2 separate regions of the Homo sapiens genome follow, and region 2 is linked to region 1. Evidence: chromatin loops called from intact Hi-C (ENCODE). Cell type or tissue: GM12878. All regions are shown on one strand.

What was found. A loop is a pair of places that touch in the nucleus more often than their neighbours do. Peaks named below come from ENCODE experiments on the same cell type or tissue, not always from the same donor. Only the 100,000 strongest peaks of a DNase experiment are listed, where the experiment ranks them.
Region 2: a loop joins it to region 1, with 2.0 times the contacts of the local background. A loop is called at or near these places in 1 of 110 quality-filtered maps.

Annotation. Positions count from the first base shown.
Region 1 is chr3:72,425,091-72,429,090 of GRCh38, forward strand. The region is part of intron 1 of RYBP (RING1 and YY1 binding protein); the gene reads right to left. Among named protein-coding and RNA genes, the nearest start is that of RYBP, 20 kb to the right of the region's middle. In GM12878, no CTCF peak of the experiment used is centred here; a DNase peak (open chromatin) is centred at 1,759; H3K4me3 peaks cover 642 bases; H3K27ac peaks cover 1,009 bases.
Region 2 is chr3:72,632,340-72,636,339 of GRCh38, forward strand. The region is part of intron 8 of LOC105377161 (a long non-coding RNA gene); the gene reads right to left. Among named protein-coding and RNA genes, the nearest start is that of RYBP, 190 kb to the left of the region's middle. In GM12878, no CTCF peak of the experiment used is centred here; a DNase peak (open chromatin) is centred at 1,942.

The DNA.
Region 1 (4,000 bases):
ACAGGGGGCCACCAGGCCCAGTGGCTCATATCTGCAGTCCCAGCACTTTGGGAGACCAAGGCAGACGAATCCCTTGAGGCCAGGAGTTTGAGACCAGCCTGGCCAACATGGCGAAACCCCATCTCTACTAAAAATACAAAAATTAGCCAGACATGGTCACGCATGCCTGTAGACACAGCTACTCGGGAGGCTGAGGTGGGAGAATCGCTTGAACCCAGAAGGCAGGGGTTGCAGTAAGCCAAGATTGCGCCACGGCACTCCAGCCTGGGCGACAGAGTGAGACTCCGTCTCAAAATAAGCAAATAAATAAATAAAAATACAGGTGGCAAATAAGCACGTGAGAACAGGCTCAACATCACTAGTTATTAGGGAAACAGAAGATAAAACCACAATGAGCTACTTTACCACTAGACACCTGCCACCAGCCTAAAATTAAACAGACTGACCATATCAAGGCTGGCAAGGATATGAAGAAACTGGAGTTCATACAGTGCTGGTAGGATTTCAAGTGATACAACCACTTTGAGAAACAGCTTGTTTCTTAAAAAGTTAAAAATACCCAGCAATTCCACTCCTAGGTATTTACTCAAGAGAAGTAAAAGCATATGTCCACACAAAGACTTGTTTAGGGATGCATACAACAGCTCTATCTGTAAGAGCTAGAAACTGCAAAAAACTCAAATGTCCCTCAACAGGTGAACGGACAGTTAAATTGCAGATTGTTCACCCAATGGAATATTATTCAGCAATAACAAAATAAACACTGATTAATCTCAAATAACCATGATAACTGAAAGAAGGCAAACCAAAAAAAAAAAAAAAAACGCATACACTATTATCTTTATATAAAATTCAAGAAAATGCAAACTAATCTATAGTGACAGAAAGCAGATTAGTGGCTGCCTGTGACAAAGGAACAGGAAGGAGGAATTACCAAAAGGCAGGAGAAATCTTTTAGGGGTGACAGATGTGATCATTATCTTCACAGTGGTAGTTTCCCAGGTAATATTTTAAAAGTAAAGTTACTTACATGCCAATTACACTTTAATAAAGCTGAAAAATTTTAAATAAGGATGGCAAATGCTGTGTTTTTATGCTGGCTGCAGTATAATACTTGTTGGATTTTCTTAAATACAGAGACTAAATAATTCAAAATTACACATTAGTCTACAGCATTTACTTTAGACAAGTTTTACCAGGAGATAAAATCCAACTGTTTAATATTATTTGATGATGTAGTATAGAAATGCAACAAATAAATTCTATTTTTGTACAACAAAGTATTTTACCACTAACTTGTATTTTCAAAATGCTCTATCTTCATTCCTGGGTAATTTTAACTGGCAACAGATTGTAACATTGTAGCAGTAAATTCAGTATGAATATCATCATTACCATTACACACACAAACACAAAAAATACACCTCATAAATTAAAACATGTATCTCTTCAGAAACAACCCATGTTGCCAGTTTCACCAAGGCATGAAGTAGTTTTCGTGATGACTGGAAGAGATAATCAACCTAGCATATTTACACTGGAACACAGCTTCATATATTTTGAATATATTTCCCATATTCCCAACAATAAAGTAATCCTACTCTTCCTATCTTCACACCAGTATCTGGTCCAAAGTCTTTCTTATCTACCACAAGATAGAGAAGAAACAAAGCCTGAGTTTACTCAAAAGTCAACTATCTAGTTAGTTCTTTCTTCCTTCATGTCATCTGAAAGTTTCTGTGGGCAGGATATAGGGAGAAGTATGACTTGTTTCACTACTTTTGAGTCTCTGAATCTTCAAAGGCCAGAGGTAAGGAAAGAAAAGCAAATCAACTTTATTTGCCAGAAGTCTTTTTTTGGTTTAATTTTAGGGCTTGGGTGGGTTTTTGTTTTTGATTGAGGGGGGGCGCATCTTTGAGGGAGAAAATAATGAAAAGTTTAATGATTAAAATAAATTAGTGTTTAGATGAGGAACTTTCCAATCATATAAGACAACTGAAAACTGGCAGCTACACTAATTGTTCTGCATTCATCACTCTCACATTGCTTTTGCAGTAAAGCAGCAGAGACCAACAAGCCTTGTTTCCTCTGATTCTAAACAGCCTGTGACAAGAATCAGATATGTGTTCATTCATATACGTAGAAGAAATATTGCACAACTCAATGCAAATATTCACTAACCTGAAGGTCAAATTATGTCCTCCATCACAGAAATATAGAAGAATTTTGGTTTATCTATACACTAAAGATATTATGACTCTAAAGAACAAGCCATCAGTCAAAAAGCCCACTTTCTTAGAGGAAAAAATATATAAACACAAGAACACCACAAGTATCACTCTCTTATAGATGAAATTTACAGCCAGGCGTGGTAGCTCATGCCTGCAATCCCAGCTCTTTGGGAGACTGAGGCAGGTGGATCACCTGAGGTCGGGAGTTTGAGATCGGCCTGACCAAAATGCAGAAACCCCATCTCTACTAAAAATACAAAATTAGCCAGGCATGGTGGCGCGTGTTTGTAATCCCAGCTACCTGGGAGGCTGAGGCAGAAGAATCGCTTGAACCAGGAGGCGGAGGTTGCGGTGAGCTGAGATCCTGCCATTGCCCTCCAGCCTGGGCAACAAAAGTGAAACTTCGTCTCAAAAAAAAAAGAAATGAAATGAAATCTACAATCCCGATAGGTTTACTCAGTTATATGGAGGAAGTCAGAAGGTCAGCTCTTATCTCTTTCCTCTAAAGTCTGATTCATTAGCAGATTAGAAAAAGTTAAAATGACAAGGGAACTACACAAAAATATCCAAGATGTATTTGTCATTGTGTTAGTTTGTAGGGTTTTTCCACTTCACCACACTGCCTATTAACCGAGAAGTTAAGAGAATACAAACTACTGTAAGTATGAATTTTGCTTTATAGACAAGATAGCTGAATAGGAATTACAAATAAATCTCTCATTCCTAAAGCATTATTTAATATAAAACTCTATTGCCTGGATAAATGATAGCGGAATAGGAATAGATAATTAGGTGGTATTTACTTGACAAGATCATTAAACTGAGAACAAAAACTTCCAGGGATACCTAAGCTAAAAAGTACACTTTAAAAGATTGTATTGGCCACCAAGAAAAACAACGCATTATCTTTACACCAAAGTTCTCTGAGCATGTTATGAGGGTAATAAAATTAATTCTGAAAATACATCTTTCAAAACCACAAAAGGATCAAAATTATTCATGGCATTACCAGTTGATTTAACTATTAGGATTAAATCTAATATTAAATTAGCAAAAATCCCCCAATCTAGGGATCAATCTAGTCACTGTGTACTAAATTTATTCACTTCTATATAGATCATTTCCTAATTCTAATTTTTTTTAAACTAGGTACTGAAGATTACAGAAGTTTCTACATAACATCTATGGAGAAACTAACTTTGTAGTTGAGCATTAGTCTCCACACATACTGTGCCCCAAAAATTAAGTGCTTACTAATGTCTAATAAATTAACTTAAAACATAAAAAAAAAATTTTAATCAAAACATTCCAATTCATCAGGAAAAATGTCTTCTCTCATAAAACTTACTAGATAAAAGAGGTCTGAAAATACTAATGAACAATTCAGAGGCTTCATTTATAAAACAGTACCAGCTGAAGAGGAAGATTATCTAGGAGGTGGCTCCTGAAAAAGGAGAGAGAAAATTCCGGTATCTAAATTATTTATCAGTTCAAACAATTATCTAGCCCAAGAGAACTACAACTATTCTGAGTCCTATTCAGCTGCAAAATCTCATGAAGAATACAGACTTCACGATTTTCTCAATTTTCATCCCCTTTGCTTCCTTACACTGTATTCTGACTCTAGACCACTCTAGTCGCTCTGTTTCTGAAACTTTCAGCCAGAGAGTACAGAGCAGAAGAGAACTTCGGAAGGCATTCTATGGGAGCTCTACTAAGAGGGATCACCGTTTTAAAACAGACAGTGCTTCAGAAGAATCCTATTTAGC
Region 2 (4,000 bases), 210 kb after region 1:
GTTCACATTGTTCTTATGCACATGAAATATTTACATCGTCTTAGTCAGCTCGGGCTGCTGTAACAAAATACCATAGACTAGGTGGCTTAGGCAATAGATATTTATTTCTCACAGTTCTTAAGGCTGTGAAGTCCAAGACCAGGGCGCTGGCCCATTTGGTTCCCTGGTGAGAGGTCTCTTCCTAACCTGCAGATAGCCACCTTCTCACTGTGTGCTCACATGGTGGAGAGAAAGGGAAAGAACTCTGCTCCCTTTTCCTATTCGTAAAAGGACACTCATTGCATCAGGGGGACCCCACTCTCATGACCTCATCTAAATCTAATCACAGTCGGGCACAGTGGCTCATGTCTGTAATCCCAGAACTCTGGGAAGCCAAGGCAGGAAGATTGCTTGAGCCCAGGAGTTTGAGACCAGCCTGGGCAACATGGCAAACCCCATCTCTATCAAAAAATTCAAAATTAGCCAGGTGTGGTGGCACCATGCCTGTGGTCCCAGCTACTCAGGAGGCTGAGATGGGAGGATCACCTGAGCCCAGGGAGGTCAAGGCTGCAGTGAGCTATGATTGCACCACTGCACTCCAGCCACAAAATGAGAGACTGTCTCAAAAATCAAACAAATAAATAAAATAAATCTAATCACCTCCCAAAGGCCCCACATCAAAATATCATCATTTTGGAGGTTAGGACTGCAATGTATGAACTTAGGGGAAATACAGACTTTCAATCTACAACATCCATGGACCCTACCAAAAGGGTGTATCTGAGTTTGCTTAATTTACATTAGTACAAGTGGGAAACCTCCTGGGTTATAGTTGAGTCCTGAGGGTTATGATAAGGGGAGATGAGAATCCTGGAGGACTAAGAGTGTAATGTGATGACTGGGCATTGGAGATTGTGCCCATAACCCATTCTTTCTGGCGGCACTTCAATGGGAGGGTCAGTCATTCATCAAAGCCATTCCTAACTCATGAAAGTAAAACCACAACATCTGATTAAGAAAAGAAGACCTCGAACTATGAAATTGATGGTCGAACCACATATCCATGATGCATGTGATTTTTTGCTTTGTAAATAACAAAATAACTACAGTAGGGACTGCATTGAGTGTGTTCCAGGCACTGTCCTGGGTCTTGTCGAGGGAGTGAATCAGTCAGCAGCCAGCAGAAGCAGAGGGGTGCACTCGAATTGGGAGCTTTGAGAACGGCTCAATAGAGAGACCATTTGCAAAGGTGTGGGTGAGACGTAGAGAAAACACAGGTGACAGTGGAGCTGACAGCCTCTGGGACTGAAGCAACAAGGAGACAAAGCCTTTACCAGGGCCTTTGGAGAGGGCTCCCCACCAGGAGCTAGGGCCTTTGGTGACAAGACATGGCCAGCTCACGCTGACCCCAGCAGAGTCACCGCTCTCCTGCTCCAGCCTCATGTTTTTCATAGGCTGAAACCTACCAGAACCAGAGGGCAGTGGAGCCCCGTGACCACAACCCACCTGAGTCAGATCAGCCTCCCAGACACTGAGCAGGGTCAAAAAAAGTGGAGAGTGACTGGGTAGGGGGAGCATAGGGCTTTATTCACTTAATCCTCAACAACTACCTTATGAATTAGGTACCATTATTACCCCCCCTTTTACAAATGGGGAAACTGAGGCCCAGAGAGAGCCATGAAACCATTTACATATTTAAAATATATAAATTTGTAAAGAAGTACTGCTTAGATCCTCTAAAATGAGATGATTTCCTGTTACCCAAATTATTGGAAGTAAGCTATTTCTATTGAGTTGTAAATACAAATCTATATTAGAGTTTAAGATACATGACAGCTCATGCCCCCATGAGGTGCATATTCTGATGATTTCAGTTTTACTGTTGAAGAACCAGAGGTTTAATGAGGTTGAACTAGTTGACTTCTAGGATCCTTTGAAATCAGAATAGACTCTAATGCAGTCACTACTTTAACCATTACTTTTGATTTGTAAAAACAGAACTATAAAAAGTCCCCACCACTAACAACAAAAATTTGTGCTGAAATAACAAAACTCTTTCCATTGAAATTTACCACTGCAGTAAATCCTTCCACTGAGTGACACTAAGGTGATTGACATCAGTGAGAATAGCACCAGCAATCGAAAATCAGGGGCAAATATGTTCTGCCCCTCTTAACTGTATTCCTGGCCATCACGCCTAAAACTCCCACTTTCATCCCTCCTCTGCATTCTAAGACTGAAGTTTCTAGGAGAAAAAGAAAAGGTTTTCCTGAAGCAATGATATCTCACAGGGTTATGGGCCGTGGTATTAGTTGAGATTCTGCCCAGAACAAACTGAAGGAAATCCAACTCAGACTGGCTAAAGCTAAAAAGGCAATCTGTTAGCTCATGTCCTAGGATAAGGCTGGCTTCAGGTATCCATTGATTCAGGGCTCAAAGGGTGTCACCAGGAACCAGCTTCCCTCTCTGTGTCTTGACAGTACTCGCTTGATGTTGGCCTCATTCTAAGCCTCATGTAGTTGCCAAGTGGTTGCCAACAGCTCCTTGGACCACACTCCATCCAGCATCATATCCAGCAGAAAAGCAGGATTGTACTGCTTCAGTAATTCAAATGAAAATCCTAGCATTAAGTCTCTTGGGCCCTGATTGGCATGGTGTGGATCACAGGGCTACTATGGCCAAGGGAATGGAATATCCCAGTGGGGGCAGGGTTTGACCCTCTCCTACACCACAAGGACTGAAACTGGAAAAGGGATGATCCTATAGAAGCACGAGGGCTGCTGCCAAAAGAATGGAGAAAGGATGCTGGGGAAAAAACAGCCCACGTCTGCCATAGTCATCAATATCTTATCAACAGTCATCAATACCAGAAATATGGACCAGGGAACCTCCACAGCCCAGAAACTGGCTACAGGAATCCCAAAGTTCTCCAAGCCACAGAATTTGGGGACTTGTCAGTAATCTCCTCCCACTCACCTCCCCCAGCTGTTTCCACCTATCCCGACCTTTTTAATTTGGAGAAGGGGCTACAAAGGTGGAAAATGTGCCTCCCAACACAATCCCCTTCAGTTTTCCACTCTGTTCTTAGAGGATTCCTCCCCTTGTCCCTTGCATCTGAGCTTGAATATGATGCTTTCCCTGAAGCCATCTCTAATAAAATCCATACCTTCCCACCTTCCCCAAGAGTCAAAAGTCCCTCTTTTATGTACTCACAAAATTTGTACACACATCATATTGAAAGTATTTGCACACCTGTCCCTTATATTCCGTACTCACACATGCTCACTCCACTCACACCTAACCAGATTAGAAGCTGTTTGAGGACAGAGGTTTGCTTTCGTTCTTCTCTGAGCCCCTAATGTGCAGCATAACATCAGGGATAGTATTCAGGAATGAATGACTGAGTGAATGAATGAATGAATGAATGAATGAATGAATGAAAACTTTCTACAGCTCTATACCATTAAACAAACATCACAGCATGCATTAGGACATTTAGTCAATCAACAGTATTTAGTAAACTCCTATTGTGTAGACAACAGACACAAACGATTGAAAATAAAATCAGTAAAAGGAAAAGCAATGGTATATGTATCCTGCGCATTTCAAAATAGCAATGCCCTGAAATAAAAAGAATGTGCTTTTTTTTTTTTTTTTTCTTTTTGAGACAGAGTCTCACTCTGTTGCCCAGGCTAGAGTGCAGTGGCACAATCTCAGCTCACTGCAACCTCCACCTCCCGGGTTCAAGCAATTCTCCTGCCTCAGCCTTAGTAGCTGGGATTACAGGTACACGTCACCATGCTCGGCTAATTTTTGTATTGTTATTTTTGTATTTTTATTTATTTATTTTTCTTTTGGAGACAGAGTCTCACTCTGTCACCCAGGCTGGAGTGCAGCAGCACGATCTCAGCTCACTGCAACCTCCACTCCACGGGTTCAAGTGATTCTTATGCCTCAGCCTCCTGAGTAGCTGGGATTACAGGTGTGCATCACCATGCCTGGTGAATTTTTTTTTTGTATT